Regions from separate parts of the Mus musculus genome. Here all the other regions are linked to region 4. The links are chromatin loops, found by intact Hi-C in ENCODE. Cell type or tissue: heart. All regions are shown on one strand. Region 1 overlaps Evx1os (even skipped homeotic gene 1, opposite strand). Region 2 overlaps Jazf1 (JAZF zinc finger 1). Region 3 overlaps Jazf1 (JAZF zinc finger 1). Region 4 holds the start of Gm33047 (a long non-coding RNA gene). Region 5 has its middle 15 kb from the start of 1700094M24Rik. Region 6 has its middle 7.8 kb from the start of Hottip.

Region 1 (5,000 bases), 270 kb before region 4:
TCCTTATTCTTAGGTCATCTTGGTGGTACCTTAGGCCCAGGCTACCTAATCTATAAAACTCACTTGCACCTTTAGCTTATTAAACGGCAACTGACATGTTTGTGTGTTTAGAAAAATCTGACAATGACAACAGATACATATGCACACACACATGCATATAATGTGTCAGCTTTTTAGGGCTCCTCTAAAGATGTTTGATTTAGGCCTAAATTAACATCTTAGAAACAGTCCCAAAGGAAAGTCATTATGTAGGGTGGAGGTGTATAGCTCAGTAGTGAAACTGGGTCCATCCCCAGTGAAGGGTAGAAAGTGAAATTATACCTTTTTTGTTGCTGTTTTGTTTGTGAGCTAGTATCTCCTGTAGCTTAGGATGATATTGAACTCGTGTGTGTGTGTGTGTGTGTGTGTATGTGTGTGTGTGCATATATATATATATATATATATATATATACACATATATATATAATCTTTTATCACACTTATTATTTTACTTTTAAATTTTAGTTTATCTGTGTGGATATTTTTTTAGGCATGGATATCTGTGCATTGTGTGCATGCCTGGTGTCTGTAAATACCCAAAGAGGGCATCAGACCCCCTGGAAGCAGAGTTACAATGAGCTGTAAGCTGCCATGTGGGTGCTGGGTATAGCACCCTGTCCTCTGGAAGAGCAGCCAGTGTTCCCAACCCTGAGCATCTATCTCTCCAGCCCCTCATATGGAGAATGCTTTCAAACCTCTGACCTGCCTGCCTTCCTCTCCTGAGTGCTGGGATTGCATGCATGGGCTGCCACACCTAGTTTATGCCATGCTGGTAGTGAAACCTAGAACCTCACGCCTTCTAGGCATGCATCCTACCAGCTGAGCTGCATCCCCAGTGCCTTTAATTCCAGCACTCAGGAGGCAGAGGCAGAGGCAGAGGCAGAGGCAGAGGCAGAGGCAGAGGCAGAGGCAGAGGCAGAGGCAGAGGCAGAGGCAGAGGCAGAGGCAGAGGCAGAGGCAGAGGCAGAGGCAGAGGCAGAGGCAGAGGCAGAGGCAGAGGCAGAGGCAGAGGCAGAGGCAGAGGCAGAGGCAGAGGCAGAGGCAGAGGCAGAGGCAGAGGCAGAGGCAGAGGCAGAGGCAGAGGCAGAGGCAGAGGCAGAGGCAGAGGCAGAGGCAGAGGCAGAGGCAGAGGCAGAGGCAGAGGCAGAGGCAGAGGCAGAGGCAGAGGCAGAGGCAGAGGCAGAGGCAGAGGCAGAGGCAGAGGCAGAGGCAGAGGCAGAGGCAGAGGCAGAGGCAATCTCTGAGTTGGAGACCAGCCTAACCTAAAGTGAGTTCCAGGACAGTCAGGGCTACACAGAAACAAACAAACAAACAAACAACCACTTGTCTCCAAAAATGAAACACAAAACAAACAAATCAAAACAACAACAAAAGAGCTACTTAGAAGTGATAAAGAATAGAGATACTCAAATATGCATACGTGTGTATGTGTGTGCAACCTTTAAGGTACTCTTTTAGAAACCCATCTCAGGCAAAGGACCACAGACGTGATGAAATCTACAGAGCAGCACTTCTAATCTTGAATGTGCTTTGTAATCATTTGAGGGGCTTGTTGAAACATATTACTGAACCCAAGGCTAAGAATTTTTGATTCAGAAGATCCCAGAATGGAGTTCCCAGATGCTGTACAGACCACACTTCAAGACCACTGTCTAGGTGAATCTGAGAAGGGTTGCTTGTTGATCAATAGGCCTCAAAAAGTAAGGAAAGAGTTGTCCAAGACCTGTAGGCAAAGCAATATCCAGAGGCTCCACAGCCTGGGCTGGCTGAGTCTTATCAAGTGGAACAATGCACGCTGGGAACACGACTGGACTGAGTGGATATATTGGCTGACAAGTGAAAATTATAACGACTTCTATCCTATAACTGTATGCTTGCTACAGTTCTTACGGGGGTGGGGGGTATTTCTGCGTTGGTTCTCAAATGACTGGGGAGGAGGCAGGGTGGCATAAGAGAGATAGGTCCATTTTCCCACCTGTAGTTAATTACCAGTCTTTGGAACCGAGACTATGTGGGCGGAGACCTCGCATCCAGCTCTCCTGGAGTCTAACCCCAGGGCAGACGCACCAGGAGCGAGGCTCACTACCGTGCCATGATCAACCGACCTCTAGCTATGCAGGATTCACGTGCCTGTAGTGGCAGAACCCTGGCATTTGAGCCAGTGAGGATGCGACTTCCGCCTCTGGCGATCGGCAGTGGGGGGCGCACCAAGACAGCAGTTCGTGAGCGGTGCTTTGTCACCGCAGCAGCAAGGGGCGGAGGATACAGGACCGGGCTGCAAAGACCGGATGGGACGCCTGACTGGCTCTCAGCTTGAAAGGGACATTTAGGGGATTGTGCAGCTGCACCTGGTGCCGCTGTGATGGTGAACGGAAGGGATATAGACGCCATGACGAGTCAGCCGGGGCGCACAGTACTCTCCTAGCCCGCGGCGCTTGTTTTCTGAGCTGACATCACTTCCATGTCTCGCTCGCTGCCACAATCTGATCCACCCTGTGTCCCAAGGTCGCAGCACCAGCACACCCTCAGGGCCTGGGAGCGAGCAGTTTGTCTACAATGAGGCACCCTGCGGGTTAACTATTTTTTCCTGTACTTTCTGTATTCTCTGCTTAACAGCCGTAGCCGCAGCCACCCAGCCAATTCGGGAAGGGTGGCCCTTGTCCAGATCTTTCCATACCTGAAGCATCTGATTACCTGGATGTTGGGGAATGTGATGTGATACAGTTTCTGGTCCTTGAGAGCACAGGGAAAATGTCCTAATCTGGCCTTTGGAAGCTTCTTGACTTAAGTTAAAATCGTTCATTCACTTCTAGCTGCGTGCCTCTCAATCTGAGACCATTTTTCGTCTCAGAGACTGTGAAGCTCAATTAGCCTGGAGGTTGGTCAGTCTGGGTTGGGAGTGGACACTATGAAAGTCAGCTTCCACAAATCTCCAAACCAAACCAAAGAGAGGTTTGGCTGCACAGACCAGTTAGACTTGCTGTTCCAGGCCGACTACGGAGTGCAGGGGCATTTTTCCCACCCAGTTATCACTGGTGCTGGATGTCTGGCTCCATGCATCTCCTATCTGGGACAAAGGACTGGGAAAGAGGAACCGGGTGTTGACATCTTCCTAGGCTGGGGATCCAGAGAAGACAGAGACCAGCACTCAAAGGGTTTGGTTAGGGTCAATTCAGATTCCTTGTAGACTCCTTAGTCTGATATTACAGTGGGTCTCCCTCTTATTACCATCAGTGAATGGGGTGAACAGGGCAAGGACACTGTATGAGAAAGTTAGAGCTGACTCAAGTCCTTCAGCTCATGGAAAGGCTTGCCTTTGGAGAAAATTGTAAAAAGCAGAGCAAGCACTGGTATAGGGGTACATGCAGAGAGAAGCAGGAGACTCATCCAGTTGGGGCCAGTCTGAACTCTATGGCTGGAACTCCTATCAGCCTAGGCTACACAGCCAGACTCTTCTCTCACCCTCCCACCCCAATGTTAAGTGCAAAGCAATAGATATGGGTTATGTCCCAGTGGCAAAGTGCCTGATTAGCATGTGTAGAGCCCCAGGTTCTAGCTGCAGAATCAGACTAAAACCCAAGCCAACAAGAACAGAGAGAACCCCTCCCTGAGGCTGGGAAAGGAACTCCTGCTGTAATATAGGGAGGTAGTAATAGCCAGCAGGCAGCTCTTGTCTTTATTCAAAAGATGATCAACCCAAGTCAAACCCTGCCTTTTAGGGAAGCTCCAGCCAGACCAGCTATCTCTGATGCAGGGCCAGAACCTGGAGGTTTCCAGTGGAGGATGTGTGCAGGCCAAGTCACATGTATAAGCAAGCCTGGCCAGCCACTTAGGTTTTGTCCTTTGGGCCACACAACAATCAGGACAGCTTTGTGGAGGAAGCTGCTATGTAGTGAGAGGAAAACCAACCAAACAACAACAAAACAGCAACAACAACCTCCTCAGGTAAACATACATTCCTAAAAGTGAATTAGGCCATTTTTTCTTGGACTATGGTGGCTCTAAAGGGCTGATGCAGGGAAAGAAATTCTGGAAACTGGAGGACCTCTGTGGATTTTTCTAGAAAAGGGAGATAGCCAGATATCTAAGGGGATAGAATGTTTAAGAGGTAGCAGGGCAGTGGTGGCGCACACCTTTAATCCCAGCACTTGGGAGGCAGAGGCAGGCGGATTTCTGAGTTCGAGGCCAGCCTGCTCTATACAGTGAGTTCCAGGACAGCCAGGGCTACTAAGAGAAACCCTGACCAAAAAAAAAAAAAAAAAAAAAAAAAAGAAGAAGAAGAAGAGGAAGAGGAGGAGGAAGAAGATGATTTTCTAAGAGATTAAGAGTGTCAAGAGTAGTTGGTTGGGTGTGGTGAACGGCCTATAAATCCTAGCACCCTGGGAGGCTGAGTCAGGATGGCACCTGTGACTTGGTGCTAGGCTGGTAGATTTCAGGTTGCCCTGTGTGATTGGTCTTACCTCTTAAAAACATAGATGCGTGGCCCTGGGAAACCTAGGTCTTTCTTAGAAAAGCACTCAGGGTTGATTGCCATGGAATGAGCCGGTGCTTTAAGGTCCAAAGTAAGTAATTATATTGACATTTGGTTCTGAACGAAGATCAGAGGTTTTACTTTCAGGTACCAGTGGCCTGCACATGACCACATGGGTTGGGGTTTTGTTGTTGTTGTTTTTTTCTTCTACAGTCCCTTGTACAGTCCTCACCCAGCTGCTGGCCTCTATCCTGTAGAAGGAGTATTTCCAAGTGGTTTGCAGCCTTTTCTCCCTCACCTGCAGGTCCAAGGGGAGTACCCAGAGTCCCAGGAATTGTCCCCTCTTCTATGAGTGAGGTGGGAGCAAAAGGACCCTGTTGAAAAGCCCAAGCTGGCTTCTTAGTCCAAGCCTAGTACCTCATGGTAGCCAGGCAAGCATTCTACCACACAGCCCAGCTTCCAAGAGCTGCTCTGAGAGTTGTCTTTATGG
Region 2 (5,000 bases), 340 kb after region 4:
TTCTGAGGAGGCAATGGTCCAGCCATAACCTAAAAGTCAAGAAGGAGCCAGCCGGGCAAAGGTGAGAAAGGACTGGGCTGGGGCCAAGGACAGGGCAAAGGCCTAAGGATAAAAACATGCTGTGTGCAAAGAACCATGACCCAAGGCCAAGGCTGAGAGAGGGGCACTGGTTCTCACAGGCTCGGGGTTAGGGAGTGAGTATTAATTACTCCAGGCAGTGAGAAGCCACAGGTGCTACTTTGCATGAGAGAATGAGATTTACATTTCAAGATCACTCTAACAAGACAGCTTCCAAGTCAGTGACTACATGCTACAGTTAGGCCTGCTACCCTAGCACAAGGATTAAAAACTGTATAGTCACCCTACACATAACCCACTATAACTATTGGGATTCTATTACCATTGATAGTCTCTGAGTCAGTCAATCTCTAAACCAGCAAGAGATGGATTCAATATATTTGACAGGGTAATATTAAGGCTACCCTGCATCTTAATTACAGTACAATTCTAGTAAGGAAGAAGAGAAAATTCAATAAATCTCTCTCCATGATGTCTCCTCTGTTTCATAGCCATGGTCCTGTTGGAATGTGCCTTGATGGGGATAAAAAGGGCTAGTTATGGATGGTGGTCCTGAGATACTGAGAGTCTTATTCTCAAAGAGGCGTGCCCGCGTTCCCTTGGCAGGCTCCAGCTTATGTAATGTTTCCCTAACCTCTCCTTCCCTGTCTTGTTTTCACATGTCCAGTCATCCTTGTGGCTCCTCTACAGATGCCCGCCAAGTTCCTCACACAGACACACTACTTTAAAAGTTATATTCCAGAAGCCTCTGCTAGGCTCCCTCCTGAATCTTTCCAGAAGCTTCCATGTGCTCTCTGCCTCTACACCAGACACTGGAAATCCTAAAAGGATCACACAAACCAAGATCTACCATCCGTCTTGCTTTTACCTGTCCTCTTGGTCAAGCCATCTAAAGAAAAGAATACACACTCTTGCCACTGCTGTACCCCCCGGGCATGAGGGTGGCCACTTCTGTGGGCTTGGATTATATCCTGTCCTCACGTTTCATATCCTAATCACAGAAAATCAGGGGAGGGGTTACCTTAGCAACACCCACTCAATAGATTTCAGGTTGATCTAAGGAACAGCTAGCTCTAGGAGAGCTGCAGCTAGAGCTTGCATAGAGCCTTCCCCTGTGTGGGCAGTCCCCCCAGCCAACCCTCCCACCGCCCTCATTAACTTGTATGTCAATGTCCTACCCCCGCACCCGCAATGCACCATGGACTTTAGTCTCTCATGGGAAGAGAATGAATAAGTTGGTGTAACATTCGTAATGTGGTCCCTGTGCTATAGCCAGAACTCTTGTTCAACAAACGTTTGAGCAAATGCTTGATTGGATTTGTGTGTGTCTGTCTGAAGCATGGTCTTACTTTATAGTGAAGGTTGATCTAGAACTCATCATGTACACCAGGTTGGGCCTGAGTTTGCAGCAGTCTGCCTGAGTGCTGCAATTATAGGTGTGAGCCCAGCTCTGGGATGGAGTCTTAAGGCTCCCGTGGTTTGTTTTCTGATATGGACATCTGAACAACAATGACATGGCTTCTTTCCCCACCAGCTTTTTGGAAAAACAGACTCAAGTCCAAATCCAGGCTCTGCTGCTACTTTGTTAGTTGACTGTGGGAAGGAGGCTGACGGTGGGTTCATCCTTCCACAGTAAAGAGCTGTTCTAATCTGCCTAACACTTCGAGAGGAAATGACCTTCTGGATGCTGCCCATGAAGCCTCTGCAAGTACATAGTCTTTCCCTCAGGTGCCATGCCCACCTTTGCTTGGCGAGTATGTTTCAGGTTTCTTTTCCTATGGGTTAAGCTAGAAAAAAAGGAAGAGGAGGAGGGCACACTGTGGATGGGGCAAGGCTAGTAATTGTTAGCAGATATCATTTTCTCCCATCCCATCAAAACCTTTTTTGGGAAGAGATTAAACTATGCTATAATTCATATAATTTTGTGAAAACTTGAATACATATGTTGATATAGAATTGACATAGGAGGACTCAGGGTTATGTGTGGTATAAGTAAGAACTAGGAAAGTAGTTTAATTTGGAGAGTGTAGGAAAAGCTTGCTGTGGAGCTACATGACAAGTGTGCAGGGACACGTGGCACATAGCTAATGCTGTAGTGTGCAAGGCCCTGGCAGGAGAGCCAATAACTGGGCTTCTCAGGAGTTAGAACCAGAGGCACACTTTTAATTCTGACATCCAGACTGGTGCCATAGTGACACCTTGTGGCCACAGGCTTCATGACATTGACATGCATGTATAACTACTTTTTAACTTTAAGGCATGGAAACACAAACGTTTTCTTAACCACAAGTTCACTGTTTCCCACCAGGAGATAAGAATCAAGAGAATCTGGTCACAGCTTGCTGGTGACACTCGTTCCAACAGAGGACTCTTAGTGACAGTTTTCAAGCAGTTGCAGCTCTCCGCTGAACACTTACCTGGCACCTGAGACTTGGGCAGGAGTTACTAAAGCTTGTTGGTTGTTTTAAAACTGCACCTGGGGCCCCCGAGTACCAGTCAACCCTGCCCCCTCATGAATTCTAAGAGCAGTAAGGAGGAAATAAAGAAAAACCTAACATGAGTCTTTGGAATTTCAAAATTAAATTTCTTTATACAACCATACCCTGGGGCTCCACAGTGATGGAAGCGGGCCAGCAATCACCGTCCTGCAGGATCCCATATGATGCTGAGCACTGGCTGTACTCGAAGCACTCGTGGGATCCTGGTGGACTCTGGATGGCTCATGCCAACAGGAACGAACGGCCCCAGCATCACAAAGCAAAGAACTAGAGGGCAGCTGACTTGAGAGGGGACCCAGAAAGGCTCCAATGTAGTGGATGGCAGTTGGTCTTTAGTACAACAGTTTGAGGCCTGTGAGGGCAAAGCTACCTACCTCTGGAGTCAGACAAGACAGGATTTGATTTATATGCCATAACCATCTGAGAATCTTCAAACCCTTCCTCCTTTGAAACCAGGGCTTCTATTGTGGTTGTGAGGAATGAATGAAGTTGTTGGAGAGTCAGAACATACGACGAACACAGACATGGTAGTGATGGTAGCTATTAGTTAGAGAGCGGGGGCAGTGCAGAGACAGGGAAGGCCACTGCCTCGGATGACCTTAGGAGCATGTGTACAGTGGACACGGGAATGCCTGGAGAGCACATGGAGCGCTGGGCTCATCCAGCAACCCCTGAGCTCCCACAGCCCGTGGTCTCAAACCGCAAATCGGCTGCCACCAACACACTGGTTTATTGTTGTTTTTGGTTTTAAACTGTTACACTTATTTTGCTGCTTAAAAAATATCTACTTAAAAAGTAGGAAATCTAGAAAACTATGAGAAACAAGGACCCTACAATGAACGGTCCAAAAGTTCAGTCTGTGCACTTTGCTGTACACTTCTTTCTAGTCTTCTCTAGTATTTTTTAAAAAATGGCACCAGGATTCATACTGTAAATAATTATAACCTAAAGGTTTCTTTCCATATTTTACCATTCATAAAACACTTCCTAATTCTTGGTTAGTACAAAGCTATGTCTGACACTTAGGAGGACTTGAAGGCTATGAGCTGAAGCCCCTCTTCTGCAGAAACATGATTTAGCAGATGACATATGACAAAGGAGTCGTAGATACAGGGTAAAAGCAGAGACAGAGGCAGTTCACACAAAGATGTCCGTCCCCAAGGGGCTCACCTTAGGCAAGGCCCCCACAACGCCAAACAGACTTGAGAGGATCTCCTGAGTGGATCTCTGAGAACAGCAGAGATTTCACGGCACTACAGCTCTGTAATCACGGCACTACATGTCTGTAGATCACGGCACTACATGTCTGTAGATCATGGCACTACAGCTCTGTAGATCATGGCACTACAGCTCTGTAATCACGGCACTACAGCTCTGTAGGTCACTACCAGCTCATTTCCTCTTTCTCAGTGTACATAATGGCAGGCATACCACGGTCACCACCACTGCTAAACCTTTACAATTATGGATCAAACTGAGTTTCTACAAAAGTTCTTTTCAAAATATCACAAATAAGCATAGGAAATTCAGAGAAAATTTCCACTTATGTTTTAGGTCACTAAAAAACTGGGCTTTAGGTGAAAATCTTAAAACAATTCCTAATAATTAGAAGTGAATTCTGAAATTCCATATTCCTGGTATCTTAATAATGTGTAATATAAAACTTAGTAAGCGTGTGCTCCATGTATGATTATGAAGACTGGGATCATTTATTCCTGGGGAAAGCATTTCCTGATTAGCCTCTGCGATGGGCTGAAGTGTTGTCCCCAAAGGTTTATGAGGCTTAGTCCTGTCATGGTGATGGGAGGTGTCAGAACCTTGAGGAGGTGGCTCGCGCTTGCAGGTGTTAGGTTAATGAGGTTTGGACTTCAGTCCTCAGGAGAGCAGGCTTTGACAAAAGACACCATCCCATGAGCTTGTGCTTTCGGTATTGTCCTCTTCCTCCTTCTCTCCATGTACGGCATAGCCAAGGGGACTACTGACAGAGGCTAAAACCAGGCTTGCTCAATCTTGAACTTTCAGTTCTCAAAAAAACTAAACAAACTTCTTATAAAGTTCCAGCCTCAGGTATTTGCTTGGAACAACAATATGAACTAACCAGTACACCCAGAGCTCGTGTCTCTAGCTGCATATGTAGCAGAAGATGGCCTAGTCGGCCATCACTGGGAAGAGAGGCCCATTGGTATTGCAAACTTTATATGCCTCAGTACAGGGGAATGCCAGGGCCAAGAAGTGGGAGTGAGTGGATAGGGGAGCAGGGTGGAGGGAGGGTATAGGGAACTTTCGGGATAGCATTTGAAATGTAAATAAAGAAAATATCTAATAAAAAAAGAATCAAAAAAGAAAGAAAGAAGGAAAGAAAGAAAGAGAGAAAGAGAGAAAGAAAGGAAGAAAATAAAGCTGTGTTCATCATGAGCTCCTTTA
Region 3 (5,000 bases), 260 kb after region 4:
GCACTGATGTGCTGTGAACTGTGAGGAATGGCAGAGACTGCTGGGAAGGAGTGCTTGAGCCTGGTTCAGGTTTCATTAGTGCGAACAGTCTAAACATGGCCCCCATAAAGTCCTCTGGCCAGCTCTCTGCCCCCGGAAGGTCCTTTGGCCAGCCCTCTGCCTCAGACTCCTCTTTCTCAGGCACACAGAGCTGGGATTTCTGAAGCTACAGAGCTGACTCCAGGACAGCTGCTCCATAAGTGAAGGAAGTGGCACTGAAACACAGGCAAGCAATTTTAAATGCTAACCAAGGTGGGGGGGGGGGAGACCACCTCGTTGGTGCAGGCTTGAAAATTATATTTTGCAGAATTACAATGTTTGAACATGGGGGCATATTTTGGATCTGGGAGTTAGGGATGGGAATGAAAGCTGGACATTTTATGGAGCTAACCTCAGTGAGGGATTAAAAAAAAATGTAAGTTCGCTCATTCTCCAATTGGTGAGGAGTTTAAAAATGAACAATGACTTAATTTCTCCAAAATTAAGTGAAAAAGTAAGCCTGTCAATCATCCCATGAACACGAGTGGCCCACGCTGTCTTCACTGTCTGACAACGCGTCGCCCTGCTCACAGGCTGGACCGCAAGCTCAGGGCACAGGTACGAGGAGGTTACAGCTGGAAAAGGAAGGTGGCCGGCTGGCGGTCCAGTTGTATCTGTGTTGCTTGTAAATAATCACTAGTTGACTAGTTCAAACAGAAACACTAGAGATAGGCCCCGTTGTTACAATGCTATTAAGGAGAGGCAGAGAGGAAAATTCACTCCTTGTTCCTAATAGGTGATTGCTAAGCGACTATGAAGGCTGTCCTACCCACTCTATGTAACTGTGTGACCTCGGAATCCTCAACTGCTGCTCACACAATCCAAGCAACGGGACAACTCACAGGTGTGACTGAATGCTTGAAAAGACGTTAAGCCGTGCTGGAGGAATGACAAGTGCCCTGGACTCACCTAGCACTTGCTGTACATTACACTCAGGATGTTTTAAAGTGCTGGGACCTCGGCTTGATCTTGAGACTTCAGCCTCTCGTGGTGGCTGATGCCTCTTGGGGCACAAAATTATGTACATCGTTAAAACTTCATCAAGTAATAATTCTACTATGATTGTTAACATAAATAACAGCAGTAAATAAGTACACAGTGATAGATCTGTTTCCGTTCTATCCAGAGAATTGCAGTTCAGCTCTGATGTGTGAACTCAGGACATTATTCCCACTGCTAACTGCCACTCAACTTCCTGAGGGTGGGTCTTCCTTCCATTTAAGGTTAGCACATTCCTAGCTAAACAAGAGAAACAGACCAGCTTCAAACAGGACTCATTCACACAGGGTGAGGTCTACATACTCAGGGGTCACGTGACCGGGCAGGCAAGTTTCTGCCTTCTGCTGTTTTTCTTCCTGACAATAGAAGGAAAAACTGTTCTTGTGAAAATTAATTAAGTTTTGTTCATACGGAAAAAAGAGGCCAATGTGAACAGAAACAAGGGCCTCTCGCAGGAAGAAGTCCTTGTCATTCTCAGTGGTGCAGGACAGCTTTCTCATCTGACCAATGTTCCCCTCACCTTTCCACCAACAACAAACGTATCGGCTGCTAAGATACACTGCCACGATATGATTGCTGGGAAAATACATGGTGTAATACCAAGCACTCTAAATACCCGTAAGTGGAAAAAGACATAAACGACCATTTTAATTACTTTCCGCATGTAAAACGCAGCTGTAGTAATGTTGGCAGGTCTCACCTGCCCTGTTTTAAATCTGTGACATGAAATCATGACACTTAATTAAGTCTTAATGCATAAAAATATTTTTATTTACTTTTTATGGAATATCAGCATTTAAAGCTTTCTATTTATGTAAGTGCTTTATAAATTACTTGAAATACTTAAAAAAAAAAAACCCTGAGTACTACTAATCAGCAGTTATAAGTACCAGTTTCAATTTCATTAATTAAATGCCTTTTTGGTGGACTCCTGCTGCTGTGTGAACTAGCTCTAGGCTATGAAAGTAATGAGTCCGGACAGAGTCATCTGATCTCACACTTGGTGCAAAACGCAGGGAAAGGCCTTGCCCACAATTCCTAGCCTGTTTACCAGACTGCAAGCAGTCGGTCTGACTGTTGGAAGCATTAAGAAGCCTCAGGCTTTGCCCTTCCCCCTTCTGTAGTTTCCCAGTTTCTGATTTTTAGAAGGATTGTCTCAGAAAATATGGTATTCTAGCGCCCTCTGCAGGCCGCAAGCCTGTCAGCCTCTTGCCAGCGTGGCTTTTCATCAGCAGAAGTGGAAGCGAGGGATATCACGATTATTAGAGCCCAGAGGCAGAGCTCACTGGAAGGATGTTTCCTAAGGGCAGGCTGGCACTGGTTATTCCCCCCCCCCAAAAAAAAGCCTTAGGAAAACCCTCCTTTGCTGGCTTGTTCGGGATGTAAATTTCTGTCTTCAAAGGACATGGCAGAGCTTTAGGGGACTGACTTGTTTTTTATTGTCGATGTCCTAACAGTTCTTAAGGTCTGGAAGAATACAGGCTCTGACTGATCCCTCAGAGACTATACGGTGCCTGGGCTTAGGAAGGCTAGTTAGGGAGAAGAAGAAAATAGAAGTCAACTGTGTGGGCACAGCTGAGACTTGCTCAGCCAACGTCTCATTCTCATGAAGTGGCAACTTAGGAAAATGCAGGGGCTCTCTCAAGTGTTTTAAGGAACTTAGCATGGATTTTTAAAGGGCATTTTATATTGATTTTAAAACATTTTAGATGGGGTTGATATAAAACATTGCTGAAAGAAAGCTACTTGTAAAGATAAAATTGTGGCGGTGGGGAGGTGGAGAGACATCTCTGGGGTTAAGAGAACCCACAGCTCTGGAGGAGGACCTGAGTTCAGCACCCGTGTCTGGCAGCTCACAACTGCCTGCAACTCCAGCTCCAGGGGGTCTAAAGCCTTCTTCTGCACGCATCTGCCGCAACACTCACCGATATGCATGCACATAAATCAAAAGAGATAAAAACGAGCAAATGTCAAGAAAGTGACAAGAAAACAAAGGAAGGCCGTGGCTCTGATGGAGAGGCACTCCCCAGGCCACACTGTGAGCCTTGGAGTCTGCTTGACTATCAGCAAACAATCAATAAATAACCTTTTTGTTCATTTTCTTCTACCAAGTCTTGCTATAGCTATAGCCCAGGTGGTGTTGAGCTAAAGGCCCTCCAGACTTCTGGGGTTACAGCTGCGTGCCCCCACAGCTAGTCTGAGAGTCTCTCAGGAGACTTGTCTTTCAAATAGTTTTAAGTCAGCATAAGTATTAAAAGGTACTGAATTAGTTTTCTTAACAGTTAAGAGCATTAATTTTTTTCCTTCCAGTACTGGGGACTGAACTTTGGGCCTCAGGCACAAAGAAAGCACTCCATCAATGAGCTGAAAGCATTCACTTGCAATGTGGAACATTATCCCATATATTCCCTTGTAGTGAAGTTATACAGTGTAGGGTCATTTATAAACCTCTTGAATCATAACGAGACCCATGCTTTAGCCAACTCACAGAGGTGGATAGACATCTCACACACAGGAACTCTTACCCAGGCAGTCCACAATGAAACTGAAGAAATGTCTGTGTTAAACTATCCTTTCATGGTGCTGTGGTCATTTAACAGGCTTTCTTGAGAGACTACAAGGATACCAAGGAGGCAGGGGTCTGAGGGCAAGGTTGCAGTTTTGCTGGGAGCCTGGGGCCTGGCAGCACCTTCACCCAGAGGATATTCAGTGCTTCAGACAAGATCAGTATGTCCTCAGGGGAACGGACCAGAGATTTTGGTTCCAATAAAATGACACTTCCAAATAAAAACTCAAAATGAAAATGTTGAGCTTCCAGATTTGTTAAATTCAGGAACAAGGGCTCTCAGCAGGACCTGTCAACAGCCCGGGTTAGAAGAGGGCAGCTGCTGCTGCGGTGTAGCTCAGCATACCCATCCCAAACATCCCAAGTCAGCCACACACCATTCGTCCAGGCTGGAATCTGGCTGCCAGACTGGTCCCCAGCTCGGCTTATCTCCCACTGGGAGGCTGAGGCAGCCAGGAAGGAATGGCGGTTTTCCAGCAGATGTGGTCTGCTGAAGAAGGGCAGCCCAACCCAGGCTTGGCGCCGCCACATTTATGGTCCTTCCTCCACTTCTGCTTGCTGCCTGCTGCCCCCTCATTGCTTGCTGGCAGCCCCAGCCAGGGGACAGGTGATGAGGATTAAGCCTAGCGTATTTGCATATCCTCAGCCTAGGGAAGGAAATTAATACCACAGTGACATGATTTAGTGGCTAGGTTTATACAGTGGAAAACGCTGCAGCAGTTGTGAGCTCTGGGAGACCAAGGAAGGCATGGAAGGCAACGTGTTTGGCAGGATGGGCTAGCTCCCGGTCAGTGGAAGGAGCACGAAGAAATGGATCATTCTGAGGAGAAGTGGTGTCCAAAATTCACTTGCAAGTTACGAATGGGCACAGGAAACTATTTTTGCCCGCTTTTTTGCTGGGTGGGGTGGACAGAGGTGGGGCTGACCGCCATCCTCACCTCTTCAGAAAGGCCCTGTTATGGCAGGATAGGCCTTGGGCCACGCTCGGGCCACACTCTGCCCACTCTGCAGCCAACTTCAGACCTTGTCTGTCAGGCAAGTATTTCAGGAATGCCAAAGACATTTTCTCTTTATAACGAGAACGTAGAAACAGTTTTAGCCTCTCCCCGAAGTTTAGGAGAAAACAATTTGCTCCCAGCACACGTTCATTTGCCCAGACTACTTTCCTTCAGGAGGGCAGCAAGGGGGTGCTTTCAGATGAGTATTTAGACAGCCATAACAGGCTGTAGCTGAAGCAGGCAAGAAGGCAGTTATCATTCTTTCAATTCGCTGTCATCCAAAGGTACTTTTAAAAAATGGATGCCATTAAGAGCTTCTCATTCCCATGAACCCAGTCCTGCAGTGGGTACATTTCTGG
Region 4 (5,000 bases):
GCACACACTCACGAATGTACACACTTACACAAGATAAACACATAATAAAATTAGTTTAAGTCATTAACATTATTAGGTACAACTAGTATATGCTAATAAAGTCTCTAAAAAATGTATTTGGGGATCAGTGAGACTGGTCATCAGTTAAATACACTTGCTGTGCACAGCTGACAACCTGAGCTTAAAACCCAGATGGAGGCAGGAGAATAGAGTTATCCTCTACCTTCATGTGCATGCCATGACACATGATTCATCGACTATAAATATCATGTGCACACACAATGACAGGCAACATTAAATAGTTTTTATCTGTTTTGTTTTGAGACACGGTCTCACTGTGGAGCCCTAGCTGGCCTGGAATGCTCTATGAAAAACAGCCTGGCCTCCAACTTGGAAATCCACTTGTCTCTGACTCCTGAAGGTATATACTACATTGCATACCAGTTTTTATTTTAAGTCATTAAAACTATTAGGTACAACTAATATATGCTACTAAAGATGATAAAAATTATCTTTATTTGATGTTTGTTTGTTGTTGTTGAACACTATTAATTTTTGACTTGGCCTACCACACTGCTAACAGCAGCACTGAGCTTTGTGAAGGAACAGGATGGGCTCTTTGGTGTCAAACAAAAGCCTGGCTTCCCTTACTCTTACACTAGGATATTTTTTCCTTTTTGATAATAAAACAAGCTTCATCTTTACCATTAGGACCAACATCAATCTAAACCTTCACAAATGAATGCTTCTTTTATGGTTGCTACTTCAAACGAAATCAAGAAATTTCACCCAACTAGACACAGCAGTCAATCAATTTAATGATGACTTTCTATGGATCAAAAAAGAAAAAAATGATATGCTAAGAATTGTAAGATCACTTCAAGTTCATGCTCTGCTTGTGTCTGTTTTTAAAATCTCATGTAAAAATATTTACTTTCTACAAACCAAGTATTTACCAGATATTTTCTGTACACACACAACACACTTTTGGGCTTTTAGATTACTCGAAAAAAATTAAGTCCCAATTTTGGTTCAAGTTGAGTTTGTAATCCAGACAAGAGTTAGCACACTACAAAATAAGCCTGAAGGCAAAGAAAATGAATTGTCATAAAAAAGTTTAGATGTTCAAAATTAAAGTAAGTGAAATGTCACACTGGGTTATAAAAGTAAAAGCTTGCCTAAAAATATCAGACTAATGTGACCATCAAAAATGATGCTGTGTTGCCGTGTGCTTGCTGACTCGGGCAGAGAAGGAAATTCCAGGAGACATAAACTGGTTACTTTTTCTAGCATACAGGAAGGCCTGGGCTCACTCTTCAGGAATGCACTAAAAAAGAAAATATGTTTGGTGGCTCATGAAGCACTTGGGAAGTGGAAACAAGATCACAAGTTCAAGGTCATTCTCTACTACAAAATGGCTTAAGAGGTCAGCTACAGGAGATCTTGTCTCAAGAAATATAATATCATGGAAGAGGGGATAGAAAATCTGCCTTTTCCTGCATAGACTCCTGGCTGCACAGGCCTCAGAGAGCCATTTGCTCTCAGCGACAAGCACAGCTCCATGCTTACCGACAAGCACACCTATCCTGCTGGTTGGCTCAACCTAAGTTGCCTGCCCTGAGATTCCTTTAACAGACACAGTGGAAGTCATTCTCCTAGGCATTCCATCAAGGCTGATCGCTTGGGAAAACAGTCACCAACTAACACATGTACATTTAAGTGGAAAAGGAATTCAAAGGAGGGAGAAAGGAAACCAGGTGAGAGAGAAGAAAGAAGAGAGCCGGGCAAGGGAAGAGTGAAGCGCGAAGACACAGGAGAGGAAGGAACCATTACATCACTCACACAAACACAATGCATATTTGCACTTAAACTTTATTTTTAAAAGAGTGTTTGGCCCATGTAAGGTGTGGAAGTATTAACAAAGTTAATTATGTTTTACAATCGGTAATTAAGATTAGAAAACAAAGCCTTTGATGTCTGCTACTCTAATGATGGAGGACCAACATCTGAGAAATGTAGCTGTGTATTAGCATAACCACATATGAAAGTACACAGAACCATTCCCAGTTACCTTGTCATTGAATGATTAAATATGAATTCATAATTAGAAAAACCCACACGTAATTTACTGGCTCCTCTGGCGGTTCTGGTTCATTAGCAGTTGATTACTAAACAGTGACCTCTAGTGGCCCATAACTTTCTAATGCTGTATGACTTCTCAAAAGAGCAAGATAGGAAGAACCCGCTTACCCTAAATAAGGCAATTACTTTTTCCTATAGAGGGGAATACTAATCTTTCCTACTTACAATACATTCTTTATGACAATATAAAGTCCTCCGCAAACCTATGGCTTCTGCCCAAATGACACACATTATTTAGTAAATTATAACTGAGCACCTGCCTAAGATCTGGGCTGAGTGCTGAAGATAGTCACTAAAACATCACAATCGACTGAATTCTTTCACCAAAAACTAAAACGACATTAATATATAACTGTCACAGTACTATTTATTCTCTGTTCACACACACAAACATGCTAAAACCACACTTCAAAATTCAAAGACACCAGAAATTTCTGATTCACTGCATTCTGAACTGCTATTTACCTTACAAGTAGCTGATTAGCCAATCCAGAAGACTGAGGCCACAGCTCAGTGTTAGAGCAAAGGAACAAACACTTGACCCTGGGTTTAATCCCCAGCATTTAAAAAAAAATCCAGCTAATGTCTTATTAAGTTTTCCTTAAAGAGGTTTTGATACAAGGACCTCTTCTTGTTTAAGAAGTCTATGTGCATCACACATGTAAGCTTTCCGTCTCTCCCCTTCTTCCTGTCCCTCTCAAAGTGAACAACCACCTTCCAAGGGTTCTTATGCTCACATCACTAGTTTAAGTAAAACTACAACTTACACATCTGTGAATGGACTGGCTTTTCTTCCTGGCAGTCCAAGTACATTCATTCATTAAGACAGGGTTTCAGAAAGGCTACCGACATGAAGAGATGACTTGGGCTATGATAAAAAAAAGTGTCAAGCTATTGATTATGGTTCTCTAAAATAATGGCAAGGCTGGAGCATCCTTTAATATGTGACTCAGCCTCTAATAACTCTAAGATGCAAACAAAAGAGACACACATCTTCTCCTTGCACACCCCTGCTGCAGAGCACGTGGGGTGAGTGCCAGTGGGTTTCCCTGATGATTCAATGGAACAACTGAATCACCATGTAGTGCTATTATCAACAGCTCATGACCCACCAGCAAGAAATGTCAGCCTGATTAATCTAAACACTGATGACCTTAAAAAAAAAAAAACCCAAAACCAAAACTACCTTCCTCCCCACAGCAGAATACGATTATAAACATCTGCTGTTCCTGAGTATGAAGATCTGCCAGCAAGACTGTTGTTACACTGAGACAACACCTCGAAGCTAAGGAGCAGAGTGTATTGGGTTTGAAAAGAACTGGTGACATTAGTTAAGTGAGATTTTTTTTTTAACAACTAAAAGAAACATTTTTGAAAGTACACATTCTCTAAGTTCAGCATATTAAAGTATCTGTTTCCTTAGCATGTATGGTTGTATTACAGTAAGATATCATTTGATTATTAAATTCTTCTTAAATATGTTTCAAAAATAACCAGACTAAACCAATCTATTTCCCACTTCCTTTTATAGACAGAAGCTAGTGTGACATGTTTCGTTTGCTCCATACACGCTTGGAGCTCGTTCTCTTGCAGTTCAGCCTGTTTCTGTTTTACAGAGGCCGCTCCTGAGAGGATGTAAATCTGAAAGTGGCACTTCAGAGGGAATCATTTAACACCACTTCCAGATCCTGCTGGGCACAGAAAAGCACAAATCCCGCCATCGGGCTTCAGAAAGGTGAGTGCAGCATAAATCAGGGCAGCTGATTTTTATCCAAAGCAAAAACAAAGTTTCTTATCACAATAGGTTTCTTTACCTGCAAAAAGTTAACTCAATTTCAGCTTCCCTGTACTTGAATGAAGAGACTGAGACTCTTAAGAAAAACTTCTGAGACAATGCAGAAAAAGTCAAAAATTTCTACAATTGAACAGCAACGTTTTTTTAAAATATAAAGCAGGTTCTTAGTAGCCTGAGGCTAATAAGGAAAGAAATAAATCCAGATTAAAAAGCAACCTATAAGACTCTCGATTTTATTATCATAAAAGTTTCTTTTAACAGATGAAGCATCAGAACTGTTCTAGATTAAAGACGAATGAAGAAACTAAAACCAAATGCAATGCACTAACTACTGTCAGACACAGGACGAAAGAAAACACAAAAGCCCGGCTCCGTGTGGGAACAAGTAGGCAATGCAAGTCTGAAGTCTCCCCACTAACACCAGACAACCAGCTAATGCCTTGGGAAGATCAGTTTTGCAGTTACATGGAGCCTCTTTTCAGAAAACATAGGCTTGAAGTATTTAAAAGTAAAGTTTGGCCAAAAGGTGCATGCTTGCTTTCTCCCCCTCTCCCCCACCACCCCCCGCACTCCCTCCCATCTCTGTGTGTGTGTCAAGTATGGAGTGCACACAAACTAAAAAAATAATAATAATAATAAACAGAACAAATGATGAGCTAGCAGGAGCTCCACTATTAATAGTAACTATTCCATAATATATTATCTACTCATAATTCATGAAATCTGTGTATAAATGAAATCTTATGCTCATTTCTGAAACTCCATTTTTACTGTGATTTCTAGACAAGCAAGACGTACAGGAATAAAGTTCTTACCCAATGGTCAACAGAAGTAAATTAAGTAATTACCTCTTTATTTACACATTACTTTTGTATAATATTGGAGTTAAATTTCTTTTTTTATTTTTTTATGTACCCAGGGTGGTCTCGAACTGCTGGTCCTGCTGCTGGGGTGGGGGTGGGGGTGGGGGTGGGGGTTGGTTTGTCTTGCTATGTAGCCCAAACTAGCCTTGATTTCAAAACCCTTCAATTTGCGATGTTCATTCAGTCTTGGATTTGTGGCC
Region 5 (5,000 bases), 70 kb before region 4:
TCATGTGTGTTCAGAATTACACTGCAGCTTCCAGTCTGTCTTTGTGTATGTGTGTGTGTGTGTGTGTGTGTGTGTGTGTGTGTGTGTGTGTGTTCAAACTTTAGTAACAGGATGTTTTCAAATAGTTTACATTTCTCTTGGGATATCTTCCCTGACCAAATGTCATCATAGCATTAGCTGGGAGTTATTTGGACATTTTGTTTCCAACAACAAGATTTAGGTCATTTCTGCAAGTAGAGTCCAGAATTGAAGACAATGGGATTTTCTTGCCTATCCCTGAGGAGAAACATTATGACATCAGTGAGAATTTCAGAGGGGACATTGCTAAATCCTTGGATGCTAAACCTTTCAGATACTGGGAAAGCATGCTTGTTAGAAGCAAAGTGAAAACTGACATTCCAATGCCTAGTTGATGAAAATATTCAAGCAGATATTTATTTTCATATTAACATTATTTTATGTATTTCCTAGTAGTCTCTAACACAATTATATCTTAAGGCATTTTACCCTCTAAATCCTTCTATTATATATATTTTTTAATCTTTTCTGGTTACAAAGCAATAGATTTTCATTGTTTAAAAAAACCTGAAAAATAAAGAAAATTATAAAAATTATCTAATGTCTTTGAACTCGAGTTCCCTTTTTTGAGTAGTCAATAGTGAAGATTATTTGAAATCTCATAAAACTTAATTTTTTCTAAATCAATATCTCTATCTCCCCCATTTAAACCCAATTCATTCTGGCAGTGTCTTACTCCAGCTCTCTGGGCTGTCACTCTTCCAATGGAGCTTTGCTTCCAAGTGACTCTAACTCAGATAAGTGGACAAGGATATACCGGGCAAGGATGGCTTGGTCTGACTCATCTCAGTTGATCCATGGTAAAAGCACTGTTTCCTTGGTAATGTAATGGTCGATGTATAAATGAGGGTTAGAGCCATGTGTGCAGTTGAAGGCATGGCCAGCAGCAATCAAGGGATGAGTCACACCAGTGAGAGCCTTGAAGCACCAGCCCTGGCTACAAAGAGAGCCTGAGAGGGGAGAATTTTCAGTTTCACCTTTTGCTATTCTGGGTAGAATGTTATTTCTGGAATAAACACCTAGAAGGGGGTGTGGATACACAAGCAGGCGGCTAACAGAATCTTCCAGGGAACTGTCCCAGAGCCCCTGGGCAGATCCAGGACACCACCCTTGGACCTTGAGCCTCTGATGCCATGTCCCACAAGCTGTGACCTTCAGATCTGGTAAGCTCTTGTTTCACACAACCCCAAGGAGTCAGCCGGAGTTCTGTTTTGTACTTCTACAGCACACATTCTGGAAGACGAGGTGATTTTTCTAAGAGGGTTTATGGAGTTTTCACGGACCAAGTCATGGAAATGTACTCATGGTTGAATTTGCCTCCTGTTTCCAGCAAACGGGTTAGAGCCAAGTCTTTTGGAAGAAGAGTCATTCCAGATGTACCAACTCTAAGCTCCAAGAAATGTTTGTTCTGGAACAGCAGTTTTTCACACGGGCTCTTGCTAAACTGAAAATAGACTATGCAGGCCAACAACATCAGGTAGAATACAAAGCAAAACAAATCTATTGGTTTTGCTTGCACTGGAAATGTCCCTCACAGGCTCCCGTTTGCAATTCTGGTTCTCTGTCAGTGGAGCTCTTTGGGGAGGCTGGAGAACCTTTGGGAGGTGGGGCCTTGCTGGTGGAGGTAGGTCACTAAGGTGGATCCCACACCATGTTCTTACCTTTATCACCTGAACACAGTTTCCTCACCATGATAGACTCACAAAGTCTGAAAGCATCAGCCAAGATAAGTAATTTCTTCTACAGTGTCTCAGTCAGATATTGTAGGTCCAGTGATGTAAAATGAACCAATACATTCATGTACTAAGCACAAGAGATTCTTGTACTGGTGTCATTAGTTCCACAGGCTTTTGTGTGTGTTTGACTTTTCCAGGCCACCATTCATGTCATGTACTTCAAGTCTATTTTCAAATGGTATATTCCAGACCTTTCCTTAGGCTTCCACGTACCTATCAGCTAACTAACCTCCATAACCCTGAATCAGCTCTAAGCTGAAAATATGCTAATTCTTCATGACTTCCCTACTCTTCACCTTTCTTCTTCCACTCCTCATCTCCAGTCCCTTGCTCTAATCGGTAGATTGAGTACAGTTTAAAGCGTAGAGGGAATATTATTTAGAACAGCAGCTGTCACAACAAGATTTTGTTTTTGCTGCAGCCTGGCTCCTCCTTGCTCATTTCTGCAAGAGAGGGCTAATTGCCCAGATTTTCTAAGATCTGGGTTTCAAACTCCGCTGTCTCTAGGCTGTGCCTATTATTGGATGAGATAGCTACACTTGGCAGAGGTGCACAGAGCTGTCTTGATGGCCGAGCACATTAAATTGCAGCCACGGCTGCACAGAGCAGAAGAATTGCAACTGCTGTTCTCCTGGGAGATGCCACTTAGGCAAGAAAATAAATAAGGGGATTTTGATTATATTCAGAACTCTTAAGCTTGTGCCCGGGGGTGTTCCATCCTTAAACTCTTGTCATTTTATGTTTACACAAAAATTAGACTGGAAGGAAAGATGCTTGAGATTCTTCATGTAAGTCGTCCCCATTTACAAAATGCATCAGGTTCTTCTGGCGAAAGGGAAGTCAAACTCTGTTTTCACTCATTATTATATCTTACTTTATGTGATAACTATTAAAGGCTCGAGTGCTGTGCCTGACACATGGTTGTCACCTTGAAATGTCCTTTCCTCCCCTGCTCCTTCTTACACTTGTATTGTATTACCCCTGACTATTATGCAAAAAAAAAAAAAAAAAAAAAATCATGTTTGCACTAGGGTCTGATAGAGCCAAGTGAGTTCTAGTCCCCACCATTTTTGAGTGATCGTGTCTCTTAGCTGAGTGCAAAGAATCCCTGTTCAAGTCATTGGTCTTTCCTCCTCTACCTCAGATAATTCAGCACACAGTGTTGGTCTAGCTGAGGGAAAGCTATGCGCATAATTAACTTTCAGGATGGGCCAGGGACTGGGTGGAAATACTGCAACAATAATAATAATAACCGTTGCTGGAAGAGCTAACAGCTAGGGAACATTTAGAATAAACACTGTTAAGTGTTTTTGCATAGTGTAAGTATTTCCTGAATGGGCCCGGTGAAGTCATCTGCTGCTGTTGCTTCCTCCCCGTCCTCCCCATTGTCCTCTTCCTCCTCTTCCTTTTCTTCCTCTTTGCATATGTGTGCATATGTGGTGTACATCCGTGTATACCTCTTCACAGCTGTGCGTCAGCAGGTGTGTGTAGAGGCCCAAGGTTGACATGGGGAATCTTGTTCAACAGCTCTTCTGCCTCCTTTCTTTTGAGGCAGTGTCTTCATTTAACCCAGAGCTCACCAACAGGGCTAGTCCTCCTTGCCAATTTGCTCCCGGGATTCCCACATCCATTCTTTTCAAGGCTAGAATTGGGGATAGAGAGTCACATTGACGGAGGTTTTGGGAAATGAACTCTTGTTTACCTAGAAAGCTCTTTAACCACTGAGCCATCCTCAGCTCTGAAGTCAGCTTTAATCTGGAAATGTCTCATTGCTTTCAAGAAGTTTGTTGGGAACTGGACGAAATTGGCTACCCATTTCTCTAGATCACTTTCACTCATTCAAACAACTTGCCCAATAAAAACTAACCCAAAATTTCAGGCTACCGTCCAGCTTAAATCTGCCTGAATCAGTGGTACCCAGCTGCCGTGTGCAGGCCCCATGAAGACCAGCTGTGCCTAACTTCCAAGAGAAAGCCCCAGATTTGGTTAGTAGCCCCTTCTTTTTATTTAAAAAAAAAAAAAGCTGGCAATCTTACAGCCAACCTTCCCTGCCTGGAAGAAGGCAGACAATACATTCTCAGCAGAGCTTTTGAGAAACAAGACACATTGGCTGCTTTATCCTCCACGTTGGCCACCACCCACTTCTGGCAATCATTAGCTGCCTTTACCTACCTTTCTCCATGAAGAACTCATATGTTGTGGATTTGTGATTTTTAACATCTTTACTAGTATAAAGAATGCTGAGGCTGCCGCTCCATTAAACACCATGAGAGCAGAAGGGTACATTTGTGCAGGAGAGTGTTTGAGGGACAAACTCTCTCTTCATTGTAAAGGAAGTTCTTGCCTTCTCATATCCAGGGGCTATCATGGAGCTACTCCCAGAGATTTGCTCGCCACTGCCTTCCAAGTGCTGGGGTTAAAGGTATATGCCACCACTGCCAGGCCAATCGTGGGAACATAGAGATTCAGCACACACCTTTAATCCCAGCACTTGGGAGGCAGAGACAGGAAGATCTCTATGAGATAAAGGCCAGCCTGGTCTACAGAGTTCCAGGACATCTAGGGCTACACAGAGAAACTCTGCCTCAAACAAAACAAAACAAACAAACAAACAAGTAAACTAAACCAAACAAAAAACAAAAACAAAACAAAACAGAACAAAGATATTCAATACTTTGTCCTAGATGCTATAATAGGATGGGTACTCTGGTGGAGTGAGGTATTGCCCAGTGATAATGTGCCTGCTTAGCTGACACAGGCCCTGAGTTCCACCCCAGCATTCAAAGCGAAGCAAAACCTCAGGTCAGCGTGATTCAGTGTCTCTTCTTTCTGCCACAGTCAGACAAGACTACCGAAATAGCCACAGGTTCCTGATTGGTGTTCCTGACTCTTGACGGCAGGTGCCCCAGATACCTGCAGTACTAAGAAACAATGAGAAGAGCAGGAGACAGATCTGCAGAAGTAGGATTGGGCCAAAGTACGGAAACCCTCAAGTGTGAGGTGTGCATGCCAAAATGGTGGAAAATATGGACCCTGATAGAGGTAATTGGGTGTCATTCAAGTTCTGGACCTGTGTGGAGCCAGAGTGAAAGGAAGATCACATGAGTAGCCAGGCAGGGCTGTGGGGCTGGGGAAGAGGGGGTGATCGAGGAGAAGGACAGTGTCTAAGGGTACCCACTGGTTCTG
Region 6 (5,000 bases), 310 kb before region 4:
CTAACAAATCCACTCTTACATGGCCTAGGACACAGAGGCTGCCAGGGTGTGGGTGTCCTGGGTCTCCTGATCTTAAGATGGAGTTCGCCAAAGGAATAAAGGCTTGGGTCAAGGTCAGGGCAGAGACTGCAGAATTAAGAATATCAAAAATTCGGAGGAAGAGGGGAAAACGGGGCAAAAACACTAACAGATAACTGGGAGACAAAGAGGAAGGGAGAGATAGGGAGAAGGAAAATGAGAAACAATGAAGTTTGAATTCCTGACAAACCATTTAAGCTGTGACAACTTAAGCAATGCCTGTGTTTTTAACGTGAGTGGAAGCCCCCTCCGTGCAGAAGCTGGCTCTCTTCAGAAGCTGGCTCTGCTGTCTCCGCGTGCTTCCTCCACTGCCCCTACCACCCACTGAGGTCCCATTTCACAGCCAGGGCTTCAAGCCTCCCTGTGATTTCTCTAATTACACAAAAATAATTTGAACTCTGAGACCCTGATTAGGGCCCTGAGTTACATTCAAAATTGAGCTTCTCTATAGAGAGCCCAAGCGTGTGAATTCCAGCTGGGATCTGCTTCGGTCAGTCAGTCGGTGGCTGAGTTGGGGACAGCCCCTCAAACCTGCTAACAATCACTTGCTCTCAGCCACTTTTTAAAAGGCCATATTTCTTTTACATTTTTAGGATCTAATGTGAGGTTATGTAGGGTCATGGGACCCTCGGCTGGTGCAAAGTAATTTGATGTCACTGAGAGCAAGCAAACTCATTTGTCACCCCAGGAATAGAAGTCCCTCCAGCTTGTGCTAAAAACAGGACTCGGTGTGGTGTATGTGTAGTAGCGATGGTGACAAGTCCAGTGGGCTGGGCAAGGTTAGGGGACTTTTCAGGTAGGGCTCAAAGTTGGGGTGAGGGATCTGAAAGTCTCCAAGAGGTACACTAGCCCATCCAAACTCAGCATGGGACTTGGGCTACTCCTAGCCCTTGCATCCTGGGTTCCTTTGCAATCCAGATCCCAGGGTTCCATTCTCAGGCTAATTCAGTTACAGTCCTGCCTCAGATGCCCCACCTAGAGCTGCTTCAGTAATCTGTAGCTGATTCAATAAAACCTAAGGGAGTTTCCTAGGTTGGGGGTGGGGGGAGTCCCATCCAGTCAATAGGTGGTATGGAATGGGGTGGGAGCGGAGAGAGCCACAGACTTTGCCATCTTTGGTCTGATGCACTTCAGGTCTCTAAAGAGGACTGGCTAGTGTTTGTGGGAAAAAAAAACTGTAAAGCATTTTTGACCTGAATGGTTTCCTCTATCATTTCTAATTTATTGTTATTTTTAAGAAGTGGGGAGTAAAATAACGACCCTCTTTTGAGAATCAAGGGACTTCTAAGCCCAGGTTGGATTGTGTATGGGTGTAGAGAAGGTAAGTTGATAGAAAACACAGGAGAGGTCATTTCCCAAAGCCATGTGTATGGTGTATGTAGTCCTGGTCCTGCCAGTGAACAAGACCAGACAAGGCCCTTCCTGCAGAGGGCTGGTGCCAGCAGCCACCACGTCCTTTGCAGCCTTTGCCTCCAGAAAATTCCTGCACTGGACTCCAATTATGGTTCCACAATGTACTGGGATTCGCACCTTAGAAGGCAATGTAGAGCAGTGTTTCTTGTCTTTCTTTTTAGTTTTTAAAAGATTTATTTATTTTATTATTTATTTTATTTTATGTGTATGAATATTTTGCCTGCATGCATGTGTGTGCACTGGATATAGGGTGAGACACTGTATGGGTGCTGGGAATCAAACATGGGTCTTCTTGAAAAAAACAAAACAAAACAAAAAACAAAACCAACAACACAAGGACAACAAATGTTCTTAGCCACTAAGCCACCTTTCCAGCCCCCTTCCCTACCACCCTCCCCTTTAATCACAAAGATAAGCGGTCTGATGCTACTCTTTCCCTGGCAGTTCTAGGATGATGTGGTACCAGAAAAATGGAGCCCCACCCCCACCCCCAATGAAGTCAGGCAGGAGGCTGCAGGGGATAAACACATCCTCACTCTATGGAAGCCAGTGAAGCCAGCTCAATGAGAGGCTACAATAAGCACAAGGGGAGAAGGTGTACAGACTGCTGATTTGGCCTTAATGTTCCAGCGAGGGTAGCATGTCGTGGATATCCACATGGATGAAGGTTTGGTCTAAAGATTCCTTTTTGGAGATGAGTTGGTGATACATCCTGAACATCCTGGGAAGCTGACCTCCTGCTGCCTGCTAGCTGCCTAGTGGATTGCAATCTAAAGCTGGTGAGCTGTCTTTCCTACCTCTTGCCTTAAGGCACTCTACTATGTAGCCACACATACATGTGTGGGACTTTTCCCAAAGCAGGATCAGGCACTTCCAGAATAATTGGATCAGAATGGGAATCTTGGACAACAAACACCTCATCACTGGATACCAGAACCGCGACCTGAAGAGAAGACCCCTCGGAGCTGGGTCTTTTCTCTCAGAGTGGAAACGGCTCCTCAGAACTCTGGGTTCTTAGACAGTAGAGCAAGCATGTGGCAGGATAAAGGACTGCACTTGAGAGACTGGCACAGCAGTCCAGCAGTGCTGTCCCGGGTTGGCAGGAGCAGAGGATGCTCCGAAGACGTCACTGCAGTTGCGATCTTTCCCCACTAGATGTCTTCCAAGTTAATCGGAATTACAGAGCACTGTTTGTCTCCTTGTCTGAGACTCGGTTTCCCCTGCTACGTTTTGAAGTCCGGAGTTTCTCTGGGAAAGCAAACGCTTTCCTTTGATTCTTTTGGCCCTTTAGTTACCCTACTCTCCAAATCCTAGGCCTAGAAGTCAACTAGAATCAAATGCTGGCTCCCTGCCGGTTCGAGTCGCCCTGCTCACGCCTTTGGAATCTTTTTATGACCTTTGATGTGTTTAAATAACATGGCAAGGCTGAGCACACACCTCGGATTAAACTTTAATCGGCTGCAGTCAAGGTCGTCCAGGTGGTAAAAGCGTTTCCTGTGACTTCTCCTAGCGGATACTGCACGGTCCAAGGTCTGGGGGCACAGCCCTAGGCTTCTATCCTCACCTCCTGCCTCCAAGTAGGCTTGGGCAGGACAAAAGTGGGGCCACCCCATAGAGCTCCAAAGTAGACTAAGGAAATGGAGTCGGAGGTGAACACCCAGGGTGGGCTAATGACCGAAGTGATTTTTTTTTTAATGGCTACTAAGACAGAATAGTTAAAAACTCCAAGAGTCATTACCAATTTCCCCTCACCTCAGAGAATGGTTGAAGTTCCAAAGTCATGGTCAATGCCTTGATTATTTCTCCCAGCATGGCTCTGCTTCCAGGCAGGCAGAGTGGGGGTCCTCTGGTAATGACAGTTAACTTAGCTGATTATACTGGGGGTTGCCAAGCTCATTCCCATTAGGTCAAGGCCTAGAACTCAGGCTGCAGTTGCTACTCTGTGGGCCACACAAGGTTAACGTTTTCTGTCTTAGACACTGGGTCTGAATATAACTTTCAGTGCCAATACACCTGTAATCAGTGAGGAACTGTCTCAGAAAGCCAGGACCAGCCTCTTGAAGTACATTTTAAAAAGGCATCACTAACAGTGACTCATTCTGAGAAAAATTGGAGTCAGAGTGTTGAAGTGATTTAATTTTATGTGTGTGTTGAAAATTTATAATGAACTGAATTTGTTAGCTGTTGGAATTATACCTCTTCACAAAATAGGCCAAGTACCTCTTTGGGAAATTTTCTTTCTCCATCTATCAAGCTATATTTGGATTCAGGAAAGATGCTCAAATAAGGGATCTCAAGGTTTGGATCTTAACCTTACATGCATCTCTACTCACCCTTCCCTCTGGGATCACTTCCTGATCTGGACATAGGCATGCTAGTCATGAGCACAAAAGATACATTGTCTCCAACATGTATGTAAGCCTCATTTCAACTTCTCTCCCAAGTCCTGAGTACTTGGGGGCAAGATCGCTAGTGCTCCTCTAGAGCAGAGGTTCGCATAGCCCATACCTATGGTAATCATAAAGATTAGTTGTGGTGGTGGCGCATGCTTTTGATCCCAGCACTCAAAAGGCAGAGGCAGGTGGATCTCAGAGAGTCCAATGCTAGCCTGATTTACATAGGGAGTCCTAGGATTATCAAGACTATATAGTGACACCCTGTCCTAGTAATAAATAAATTATATATAATTTATTATTTATATATATTTATATATAATATATAACTACATATATATTATTATATATATATATATATATATATATTTGGTTTACATTTTTTTTCAGAATTGGATATTAAAAACAGGGCCTTGTGCATGCAACACACTACTGAGTTATCTACCCAATCAATTATTTAGTAGTTCTATACCCCAAGGTCAAGAAAGTCCATATACTAAAATAGGATTCTGAATCTTTGAGTTGGAGACAAGATGACCACACACGAGAGTCAGTGTTAAAATTCCTTCTTCACAGAAACTTCTGGGAGCTAGTAACAGCACTCTGCACCTTGATCTTTGTAGTAGTTCACAAGTGTATGCATATATAAAAATCACTCAGCTGGGTATTTGAGATTTGTATACTTGGCTATATGTAAGTTATACAGCAATAAAAAAAATTTAAGTGCTTCCTCATAACGACCTGTGAAGTGGGTCCTGAGGTTATTATAATCATCTCCATTTTACAGACCAGGCTACTAAGACTCAAGGGAAGCTAGAGAGACCCAGGCCTCTGGATGAAAATAACTGCCTAAACTTCCTTCTCTCAGGCTTGTGGCTCCGCTGGTCATCCAGCTCTTCCTCCCCTGGTAGATTTCCCAGGTAGTACGAAGCTCAGGGTACAAACTGGGTTTGCACTGGTGGTTTTGAGGCAAGAACTCAACAATGTATCCCTTCAATCTTCTTGGTCTTCCGATAGAGAGATGGTGGAGAGGGTTTGGTGCTCAGAGCCTTGAGGCCTAGAGAGCTCTAATTGCAGTCTCCAATAAGGAAACCCACATGGCTCCGAATGCATTTT

Evidence for each region. A loop is a pair of places that touch in the nucleus more often than their neighbours do. Peaks named below come from ENCODE experiments on the same cell type or tissue, not always from the same donor. Only the 100,000 strongest peaks of a DNase experiment are listed, where the experiment ranks them.
Region 1: a loop joins it to region 4, with 8 times the contacts of the local background. A loop is called at or near these places in 17 of 42 quality-filtered maps.
Region 2: a loop joins it to region 4, with 2.6 times the contacts of the local background. A loop is called at or near these places in 3 of 42 quality-filtered maps.
Region 3: it touches region 4 in a loop (4-fold over the local background); 6 of 42 quality-filtered maps call a loop at or near these places.
Region 5: it touches region 4 in a loop (2.2-fold over the local background); 2 of 42 quality-filtered maps call a loop at or near these places.
Region 6: a loop joins it to region 4, with 8 times the contacts of the local background. A loop is called at or near these places in 27 of 42 quality-filtered maps.

What each region holds. Positions count from the first base shown.
Region 1 is chr6:52,303,821-52,308,820 of GRCm38, forward strand. Evx1os (even skipped homeotic gene 1, opposite strand) reads right to left here. Exons shown (of 4, transcript NR_038163.1): 4 at 4,569-5,000. Among named protein-coding and RNA genes, the nearest start is that of Evx1, 7.2 kb to the right of the region's middle. In heart, a CTCF peak has its summit at 2,243; a DNase peak (open chromatin) is centred at 2,251; H3K4me3 peaks cover 1,143 bases; H3K27ac peaks cover 460 bases; H3K27me3 peaks cover 3,819 bases.
Region 2 is chr6:52,916,956-52,921,955 of GRCm38, forward strand. All of the region lies in intron 1 of Jazf1 (JAZF zinc finger 1), which reads right to left. Among named protein-coding and RNA genes, the nearest start is that of Gm52903, 53 kb to the left of the region's middle. In heart, a CTCF peak has its summit at 2,280 (motif pointing left); a DNase peak (open chromatin) is centred at 2,206; H3K27me3 peaks cover 253 bases.
Region 3 is chr6:52,836,677-52,841,676 of GRCm38, forward strand. All of the region lies in intron 2 of Jazf1 (JAZF zinc finger 1), which reads right to left. Among named protein-coding and RNA genes, the nearest start is that of Gm52903, 27 kb to the right of the region's middle. In heart, a CTCF peak has its summit at 2,264 (motif pointing left); DNase peaks (open chromatin) are centred at 2,215 and 4,115; H3K27ac peaks cover 475 bases.
Region 4 is chr6:52,575,313-52,580,312 of GRCm38, forward strand. The region is part of intron 4 of Hibadh (3-hydroxyisobutyrate dehydrogenase); the gene reads right to left. Gm33047 (a long non-coding RNA gene) reads right to left here and starts at 4,501. Exons shown (of 2, transcript XR_377679.3): 1 at 1-4,501. In heart, a CTCF peak has its summit at 2,191 (motif pointing left); no DNase peak of the experiment used is centred here.
Region 5 is chr6:52,505,056-52,510,055 of GRCm38, forward strand. No RefSeq gene overlaps it. Among named protein-coding and RNA genes, the nearest start is that of 1700094M24Rik, 15 kb to the left of the region's middle. In heart, no CTCF peak of the experiment used is centred here; DNase peaks (open chromatin) are centred at 1,086 and 2,356.
Region 6 is chr6:52,268,063-52,273,062 of GRCm38, forward strand. No RefSeq gene overlaps it. Among named protein-coding and RNA genes, the nearest start is that of Hottip, 7.8 kb to the left of the region's middle. In heart, no CTCF peak of the experiment used is centred here; no DNase peak of the experiment used is centred here; H3K27me3 peaks cover 4,754 bases.